3 separate regions of the Homo sapiens genome follow, and all the other regions are linked to region 1. A link is a contact called in ENCODE Hi-C or POLR2A ChIA-PET data. All regions are on one chromosome and are shown on one strand. The core of a region is the stretch at or near the end of the contact, and the rest is flanking DNA. Distances in the headings are between cores, read along the strand shown.

Region 1 (3,559 bases), core at 311-2,810:
ATTGGTACCATTAGATAATTGTATCAATGTTAGTTTCCTGCATTTGATAATTGTACTGTGGTTACATAAGATATTAACAATTTGAGTGAAGTAGGAATTTGAGTGAAGTACTTACAGAAATCCTTTGTACTGTTTCTACACTTTTCTTTAAAGTCTGAAGTTATTTCAAAACAAAAAGAACTTGGCCAGGCGCGGTGACTCACGCCTGTAATCCCAGCACTTTGGGAGGCTGAGGCAGGTGGATCCCTTGAGCCCAGGAGTTTGAGACCAGCCTGGCCGACATGGCGAAACCCCATCTCTACTAAAAATACAAAAATTAGCCAGGCAAGGTGGCACACACCTGTAATCCCAGCTACTCTGGAGGATGAGGCAGGAGAATCGCTTGAACCCGGGAGGTGGAGATTATTTGAAGTCCACGCCCGCCGACTGGACCTATGAAGCCTCCATGCACATAGTGAGTATTAGCCTGCACTAACACTAACACTAACAAACGCTACCAAATGTGCACTAACACTGCCAGATAACCTTTCTTCATGTTCCTGGTAAACTCACAATCCCACTGTTGAAGAAATCAAGTTTGGATTGTGTTTAGAATAGTGCTTTTGGAAATACTTCACTGATGGCATTCCAATTGGCCATGCTCAGCCAATTGTTAGAGTTGGCTATTTATGAAGGATTGAAGAAAAATACTAGAAAATATAGCCTCACTTTATTTTATATAAAAGTTAAAAATTAATATCCTGGTTGAGCATGGTGGCTCACACCTGTAATCCTAACGCTTTGGGAGGCCAAGGCTGGGGAATTGCTTGAGCCCAGGAGCTCAAAACCTGTCCAGGTAACATAGCAAGACCCCCATCTCTACAAAAAGTCAAAAAAAAAAAAAGCAATGATGGCATGCATCTGTAGTTCCAGCTACTTGGGAGGCTGAGGTGGGGGAATCACTTGAGCCTAGGAGTTCAAGACTATAGTGAGCTATGACCAAGCCACTGTACTCCAGCCTGGGTGACAGAGTGAGACCTTGTTTCAAAAAATAAAATAAAGTATCTTCCCCCACCCTTGATAATATTTCCCTGTGAGCTGGTTTATTTACTATACATATTATTAAAACAAAACATAGAAACAGTTTAGATAGACACTATCCCCTGTGACTGTCATCAACTCAATCTAGTTAAGTTTTAACAAGAAACAAGTTCATTTATCACATTAAAAACTAAATATTGATATATATCATGTTGTTCAAAACTAGTCTAGGTATTTAATGTGGGTATTTCAATGGCTATTTCCACCATTTCACTCTTTGTTTAGTTTTGTTTATACTGATAATGAACATTGTGCAGTTTTTACTTTTTCTTCACGTTTTTTGATTTATTAAAATATTATTGCTAAATCTAATAATAAAACATTCAGACTTGTATTTTGTATTTTTATACGCTTTTCTAATCATTTATTTGTATTTAACAAAAGTAGTGATCCACAACCCATTGGAAATAACCACAATTTGAGAAGCAATGCAGTCGCCTTTGATATTCCCGAGATGGACACTAGGTGGCGCCCAAGGATCTTCTTCCTGGCTGGTTGCGTGATCTTTGCAATGGCACGCTGGTCATAAGGCGCTTGGCAGTGTATAAGTGATAAGGCGCTTTTCCAGTGTAGACGGGCAGAATTGTCAGACCTTTCCTATCTATCAAGTCCACAGAGAAGGCAACTCACTCTCCTTTGTAGGGGACATCTATAAATAATTGAAGTTGACTTACACAAATGAAGACATTTTCATGTTTTGCCTATTGTTGGGAGGCTTCCCAGCTGAATAGAAGTAATCTCTAAACACCAAAGCTGTTACAACTATTGTTATATCAAGAAGACTATTTGAGAGCCTTTGTTCAATAATAGTGACAGGAGCCAACCACATCCGGGCCAAATTATAAAGGAAATCTACAAAGTCTTTTCAATGCCCACATCTCCCAGAATCAGGAGGGCAGTGGAATGGCAGAACAGAATTCTGAAAAATACCTGGCTGATATCAATCTATAAACGAGACCTCGAGAGGCAATCCTTGCATGCAGTCCTCATAAATATGAGATCCACAGTCAACAGAAAGACTCTCCCACACACAATAGACAGCCGAGTACAACACTTCCGGCTGCTCCCCGGGAGCCACTCACAGGACACTCCTATATTTAAACATACATTGAATGCTATTTAAAAACACACATGAAATATATCAAAGCTTTCCATTAAGAGATCTGAGAATCCAACCCTGATGAGCCCTGCCACAGCTACAACCTATGTGAAAGTTCAGCAGAGAAACTTATTCCTTCAGCCTCACTAGGACAGTGCTAACAAAGACCAGCTTATCACCAACACATAAATTGTCAAAGCCTTTAGCTTTCAATACGTTCTTCCCCCTCTAAGACTTTTGCACCACTGGGGCAGACAGCAAGAAGAATGCAGACCCGTCTATGGCCAAGGGCAGACCACAAGAATGCAGACCTATGGCCAAGGTTGACATCAAGAATGCAGACCTGTCTACGGCCAAGGTCGACATCATCCCTTGAGATGACTTGTCAAGGTTTCCAGGCCTGCCACTTGTGACTAGAAGTCTGATTTCCAACTTGTGTACCTGCCTCGAGAGTTTGCTCTGGCCATTCTTCAAGTTTGTCAGCCCAAGTCCTCAAAAACTTGTAAATCTCCCCATCCAACTCTGACCTTGTTTTGCTTGGGGTTGAACGTGCTAGGAATGAATACCCACTCTGTCAAGGAGAATGCAGTGGAACAGCAGCCACTGGAAATCATCCCTGCGTGGAGATAGGCAGTAGCCCTAGTTATTGCCAATAACCTCATGTTCCTACTGATAATCTTGATCATCTTTGGTAGTGAGACAACACAAAGAGATCATGTAGCCTTGGAATAGATACAAGTTTGCCTATTAAATCGGGGGGTCAAACTGTGAAGATCCCTTCTTTCTTGGATTTTTTTGCTAGTTGATGATTTTAACAGTTGTTTCTGGTCACTGCCATGACTGTTTTTAGAGGCCTCATAGGGCAAGAAAGACCAAACACATTAAAAATAACCAAGTGAAGTTCTTTTGCACAAAGTTTGAAGACATTCATCTTTGACTTTAATCTACAGAACTAGGTAACAGAGGTTTTTAATCCTAATCCGTAATAGTTGTCTCTGCTAATCTTATTTGTCCATTATTAGTCAAGCTCCCAACCTGAAAAGACACACTCGAATTATGCCAATTCAAGGAGTAAAATTTATTAAAATATATTATTTACAAAGGTGTGAGTGAAGGCTTAGGAAAACAAAAGGGTAACCAGTAGTAACAGAGGAACTAAACATCCCACAGTTGAAAGTTGTAGGGACCGAGTAGCTGCTGGAACCCATAAGAAACTCACATAGAGGAAGTCACCTTGAGAGGAGTTTTTAAGAAACACAGCCAACCTAAGGTGACCCTACCCCACCAAACTCTCCTTTCACCATGAACCAAACCCAACCAAACATCCCAGCCTCCCAGGACAGAGCGCAGGGTAAGACTGGATCTAGGGGAATAGATGGA
Region 2 (3,189 bases), core at 506-3,005, 280 kb after region 1:
TAAGGACTTTAATGAAATACAGCCCAATCATCTAAATTAATATATAGACCAGTAAGTCAAAAGGAGAGTGCTGGCTGGGTGTGGTGGCTCACACCTGTAATCCCAGCACTTTGGGAGACTAAGGCAGGAGGATCGCTTGAGCCCAGGAGTTTGAGACCAGCCTGGGGGCACAGTGAGATGTCATCTCTTCAAAAATTTTAAAAGTTATCTGGGCATGGGTTTATGAACATATAGTCCTGGTTACTGGGGGACTGAGGTGTGAGGATCCCTTGAGCCCGAGAAGTCGGGGCTGCAGTGAGCCATGATTGTACCACTAAACTCCAGCCTGGATGACAGAGTGAGGCCCTGTATATATATTAATTAATTAATTAATTAAAGGGGAGTGCCTCATTTTTAAATATCATTCCTTTTTCAATCCCTGTTACTCATGAGATGTGTCAACTCCTCAGGAATGTTAGGTCAGGAAAAGACGAAATAACTATGTAGGCGAATAACACATGAAGAAATCTACTTTATAATGTTTGATGAAAAAAAATCAGGTCATAAAACCAGGTGTAGGCTGGGCGCGGTGGCTCGCGCCTGTAATCCCAACACTTTGGGAGGCCGAGGTGGGTGGATCGCTTGAGGTCAGGAGTTTAAGATCAGACTGGCCAACATGGCGAAACCCCGTCTCTATTAAAAATAAAAAAATTAGCCGGGCGTGGTGGCACACACTTGTAATCCCAGCTACTCGGGAGGCTGAGGCAGGAGAATTGCTTGAACCTGGGAGGCAGAGGTTGCAGTGAGCCAAGCTCGCACCACTGCACTCCAGCCTGGATGACAGAGCCAGACTCCATCTCAAAACAAACAAACAAACAACCAAACAAAAAAACAGGTGTAAATCATTATTCTTTTTTGTTTGAATAGACATGAATATACATATAGACCACTCTTCCCCAAAATGTTCTTGTGTTTACCCTGTGTAGTATGATTATGGCTTGTTTTCTTTGGGATTTTGATTTCTATTTGATTAAAATTGCTAATATCTAGTTTCTAGGATTTCTGTAATTATTTTTCCTACTTAATAGTGAATTAATTAATAATTCTTAAATAATGATGACTTAATAATTCTCTTTTTTTTAAAGCTGTAAGCTGGGCACAGTAGTGCATGCCTGTAAGTCCCAGCCATTCGGAAGGTTGAGGCAGAAGGATGGCTTGAGGCCAGGAGTTCAAGACCAGCCTGGGCAACATAGTGAGACATTGTCTCAAAATAAAATATAACATAAACTTTAAATTTAAAAGGCGTAAAACTTATCCTAAGGATAAATTGCAACATGCTTAAGGATAAATTGCAAACTTTTTAGCATGGTATTCAAAGCCCCATCAACTGTGGCTCCAACCCGTCCTTCTTGTCTTGTCTTTGACTTCTCCCTGTGTTATAACCAACAGTAACCTCCAGAGCAAAGTCCTTGCTCTCACCTCCCCACATATATGCATGTCCTGCTTTTTTTCTGAGTTCAGCCTCACAGACCTTTGTGAGATGCTTCTTCTCTGACCGAGTGTGACAGAGTCTTTCCTCTGGGATGGGGAAAGGTGTTGTCTTGGTGACATGAAGAGACCAGTAAAAAAGGAGAACAGAGCTTTCTAAAAATGAATGGATTACTTCTCTGCCCCTACGTTGTTCCAAACTGAGTTTCTCTTGTCATTTTCTTTTCAGTTGATGTCGTCTCACATGAGGTGAGAAAATAAATGGACTCCTCCCGCTCCCCGCCCCCTTTCTGGCTCCCAGTTCAGCTAAGCCATAAAACTTCTTTTCAGACAACTTAAACGTGTGTAAGATATTTGCAGTGTCTGAGGTTGCCTTGTTTGGTGCTGTACTTGGCTGCTCTCAGAACCCGTTCCAGAGGCCAGGTGAATGAATGGTGAATAGACTCCAGTGTTCTGGAGGGAGGTAGGGGGACAGGGAAATGGCTGATCATGAACAACGCCCAAGCAGAAAAGTTAGTCTATAAAATACAGAGATGTTTCTTTGCAGCTTAACAATTTCTATTCCTTATGTTCTCTTTTTTACCTTTGGACAAAAAGGATTTTTAAAAAAATTGTTTGATTACATTTTAACCTTGAGGCAGATGACCTTTACAAATATTAAACAGTGGGCCTTTCACAACCTCCGGGTTCTTTTACAGCCACCTGAACAATAAGCCCTTCAGCTCTTCAGTGAGTAGGAACGGTTAGCCAAGCCCAAAACAGGTCTAACTGCACTTTAAGCAAAGATCCAGTATCCCAGCAGGGAGGCACGCCTGGCCTGTTTTTATTTGAGAAGGTTCTCCCAACCCCTAAGTCAGCAACAGCTTCCTTCTTTCTAAGATCATTAGGCTCCAAACACCAGCAGCCCTCCTCTGCGGAAAAGAGGCGTCTTCTCATTCTTCTTCCAGGTTTTCAAACCCTATTCAGCCCTGAACAAAATTTGGAAGGAAGAGAAGATTGTCTCAGTGTCATCTTCCTTCAACTTGAAGAACAGACAGCCTGGTTGTTCTCACCCTTCCCTGATCAGCTCAGCCCAGCCAGAAATTCTCAGATCTAAACTTCATGCTTTGATCTCAGATAAAATCCAGAAGAACACATTATTTTTATTTGTGATGCGCAGCCTTTGTTTGATTGAATGACATGTAAAGCATTTAATTGTGTCAATCTTAATAATTTGAGACATCAACAAGCTTCTTCATTCCTCCCTCCTGGATGGAGATCATCCCTAAGTCAGATGCCTGAACTTGACCTCTATTATCCTGGAATGAGTCAAGAGAAATTTAAATGGGGAGCACAACAGGTTTTTCTAGCTGCTACTTCCCTCTCCTACATCCCAACTCTCTTCCCTCCCAACATGACCAGGCACACATACACATACACGCACCATGAGGGCTCTGAGCCAGGAGAGAGACAGGTCTGGAAAGAGCGCAGGGAGAAGGAGGTAGTGTCATTCCACTTATCACCTCCCCACAGTTTGCCTGTCATTTGGGGGATATGAGAGAAGAAGGGGCCTGAGTCCTGCACCTCTGTCTGAGAGTTTTGTAGCTGATGGACCTCCTGACCAACTCCCTCGACCCTGCCACACACGCACGCACACACATACTTGCATGCACACACACACACACATGCATACGCATGGTATGGAGTGGTTGAAATGGAGCCATGGTCTTTCCAGGTGCTGCA
Region 3 (3,078 bases), core at 105-2,604, 400 kb after region 1:
TAGCCAGCATGGTCTCCATCTCCTGACCTCGTGATTCACCCACCTCGGCTTCCCAAAGTGCTGGGATTACAGGCATGAGCCACCGCACACGGCTGAGATGTTCTGATACAGGCATGCAATGTGAAATAAGCACATCATGGAGAATGGGCTATCCATCCCCTCAAACAGTTATCCTTTGTGTTACAAACAATCCAATTAGACTCATTTAAAAATGTGCGATTAAGTTATTATTGGCTATAGTCACCCTGTTGTGCAATCAAATAGTATGTCTTGCCACAATATATTCAGTGAAAAAAGTATGAATTTAAAAATCATGGCCGGATGCTGTGGCTCACACCTGCAATCCTAGCACGTTGGGAGGCCGAGGCGGGTGGATTGCCTGAGCTCAGGAGTTCAAGACCAGCCTGGGCAACACAGTGAAACCCTGTCTCTACTAAAAATACAAAAAATTAGCCAGGCCTGGTGGTGGGCACCTGTAGTCCCAGCTACTTGGGAGGCTGAGGGAGGAGAATTGCTTGAACTCGGGAGGTGGAGGTTGCAGTGAGCCGAGATCATGCCACTGCACTCCAGCACTCCAGCCTGGGCCACAGAGTGAGACTCTGTCTCCAAAAAAAAAAAAAAAAAAAAAGTCAAAATTCTAGTTTAATTTACATAAATGCATGGAAAAGTAGCAGGAAAACATTCCCAAATGTTAAGATAAGTTATCTCAAAGCAATGGATTTATTGGTCATTTTTTTCTCCTTTTTATATATTATTTTATTTTTATTGACACATTAGATGTTCATATATTTGGGGTTATATATATATATATATATATTTATTTATTTGAGTTGGAGTCTCGCTCTGTCACCCAGGCTGGAGTGCAGTGGCTTAATCTCAGCCCACTGCAACCTCTGACTCCCGGTTTCAAGCTATTCTTCTGTTGCAGCTTCCTGAGTAGCTGGGACTACAGGCACCTGCCACCACACCCAGCTAATTTTTGTATTTTTAGTAGAGATGGGGTTCTCCATGTTGGCCAGGCTGGTCTCAAACTCCTGACCTCAAGTGATCCACTCGCCTCAGCCTCCCAAAGTGCTGGGATTACTGGCATGTGCCACCACACTCGGCCTCTTTATATATTTTTTAATTGAACTTTTTCCCTACAATGAACTTGTGAGTTAGCTATTGATTTTTTTCCCTTTGGTTGCGAAAGAGAGAAACCCAAATTGATTGTGCTTTAACCAAAGGGGGAAGTTGTCATAAGGATCCTGTTCTATCTCAGAAACTCAATGACAGGAAATAGCAGGGCCTCCCCAGTTACTGGAACCAGAAATGCAAATGCTGCCTACGTTCTTTCTCCATCTCAGGGGCTCCTCTCAGTTTGTTTACTCTGTTTCCTCCCCACTTTCTCTCTGGATCAGTTTTCTCTGGTCCAAGTGAGGGAAAATGTGCATCCTAAAGCCCCTGACTTAAAAATTTATAACCCTGGGACTTTCAGATCTAAATCTCCAGAGTAAGGATTGAGAGTGTCTCAGCTGGGATAAGTACACAGCCCTGAGGCAGTCACCTGCACACGGGCAGAATCATGGCGCACTGACATGGCGGCTTCCATGGTAATCATGTGTGGTGTGCATGTGCGTGTGTGTACAGAAGAGTACATGTACTGTCCACACACACACACGTACCCCCCACACTATTTACAAAGCAATAGTCTTCACAACAACATGGAACTTTATCAAAATTAGAAAAAAAATCTTTAAAATCTTATAAATTGTGTATAACATTGTAAATCAGCATTTATTTCTACCTCTCATTTTTAAACACCTAAACTCATACTTTTTTTTTTTTTTTGAGATGGAGTCTCTCCCTGTCACCCAGGCTGGAGTGCAGTGGCTCGATCTCAGCTCACTGCAACCTCCACCTCCTGGGTTCAAGTGATCCTCCTGCCTCAGCCTCCCGGGTAGCTGGGATTACAGTTGTGCACCACCATGCCTGGCTAATTTTTCTATTTTTAGTAGAGATAGGTTTCCACCATGTTGGCCAGGCTGGATAATACACTCATTCTTAATTAGTGGTCTCACAAATTCTCTCTACTAGTCACAAAATGTAGAGAGTATCTTCTTCAACCATGTCATTTTAGAGAGGATAAACTCAAGCCCAGAGGGGTGAAATGACTTGCCAAGCCACCCCCCCCAGGGGGTTCACGGAATGTCCTCTCAGCAGTTTTCGTGCCAAGTGCATTTCTTCTCCCCTGCCCAAACCACCCATCCTTCATTCACCCTCTCCACACCGAGCTTGGGCCCCAAGACTATTCAGAACAAAGTCTTGGAAGCACAGTGGACCTGGTGGTCCCACAGCACTGCTGCTCTATTCAGCTGCATTTCCTAGACCTGGACACCCACTGAGTCTCTTCAGTCTCTTTTCATGCATAATTAACTCTAACTCACAGATCATAGGCAGGGCAAAGGTATACCGGAGGGGGGTAGGCATATTCCAAACAAAGGGAGCCTCCTACCTCCAAATGTTACAGATTGTTCATCTGGGAGTCCAAATACCTGAACACATACCTCCACGTATGTATTTTTAGTAGAGATGGGGTTTCTTTTTATTATAACATTTTATTACAACAGGATGGAGACCAGGCGTGGTGGCTCACACCTGTAATCCCAGAACTTTCAGAGGTCAAGGGAGGAGGATCACCTGACCCGGGAGTTTGAGACCAGTCTGGGCAACACAGGGAGATCTCATCTCTACAAAAAATTTAAAAAATAGCTGGGCAAAGTGGTGCATGCCTACAGAACCAGCTACTCAGGAGGCTGAGGCAGGAGGATTGCTTGAGCCCGGGAGGTCAAGGCTGCAGTAAGCTGTGATCACGCCCCTGCACTCCAGCTGGGCAACAGAGCAAGACCCTGCATCAAAGAAAAAACAAACCAGGATGGCAAAAATGCTAATTTTTTTTTTTTTTAATTTATTTTTTTATTGATAATTCTTGGGTGTTTCTCACAGAGGGGGATTTGGCAGGGTCATGGGACAATAGTGGAGGGAAGGTCAGCAGATAAACAAGTGAACAAAGGTCTCTGGTTTTCCTAGGCAGAGGAC

What was found. A loop is a pair of places that touch in the nucleus more often than their neighbours do. ChIA-PET counts read pairs that join two places held with the same protein, here RNA polymerase II (POLR2A). Pooled maps may share reads with other maps.
Region 2: a map of HCT116 shows a loop between it and region 1 (14-fold over the local background). The contact joins two enhancer-like sites. A Hi-C loop is called at or near these places in 6 of 168 maps with a recorded cell type or tissue (Caco-2, HCT116, K562 and 3 more), 17 of 37 single-sample maps with no recorded cell type and 16 of 50 pooled maps. POLR2A ChIA-PET finds 5 or more read pairs at or near these places in 2 of 52 experiments (GM10248 and Panc1).
Region 3: a loop to region 1 is called in a pooled map, with 4 times the contacts of the local background. The contact joins two enhancer-like sites. A Hi-C loop is called at or near these places in 2 of 168 maps with a recorded cell type or tissue (K562 and psoas muscle) and 6 of 50 pooled maps. POLR2A ChIA-PET finds 5 or more read pairs at or near these places in 3 of 52 experiments (A673, PC-9 and activated CD4-positive, alpha-beta T cell).

What each region holds. Positions count from the first base shown.
Region 1 is chr5:32,611,257-32,614,815 of GRCh38, reverse strand. No RefSeq gene overlaps it. Among named protein-coding and RNA genes, the nearest start is that of SUB1, 27 kb to the right of the region's middle. Within about 2 kb of position 1,560, at least 3 of the 41 ENCODE cell types and tissues checked have a DNase peak (open chromatin) inside an H3K27ac peak, as active enhancers do.
Region 2 is chr5:32,330,422-32,333,610 of GRCh38, reverse strand. No RefSeq gene overlaps it. Among named protein-coding and RNA genes, the nearest start is that of MTMR12, 19 kb to the right of the region's middle. Within about 2 kb of position 1,755, at least 7 of the 41 ENCODE cell types and tissues checked have a DNase peak (open chromatin) inside an H3K27ac peak, as active enhancers do.
Region 3 is chr5:32,209,512-32,212,589 of GRCh38, reverse strand. No RefSeq gene overlaps it. Among named protein-coding and RNA genes, the nearest start is that of GOLPH3, 37 kb to the right of the region's middle. RefSeq lists a silencer at 826-985. Within about 2 kb of position 1,354, at least 5 of the 41 ENCODE cell types and tissues checked have a DNase peak (open chromatin) inside an H3K27ac peak, as active enhancers do.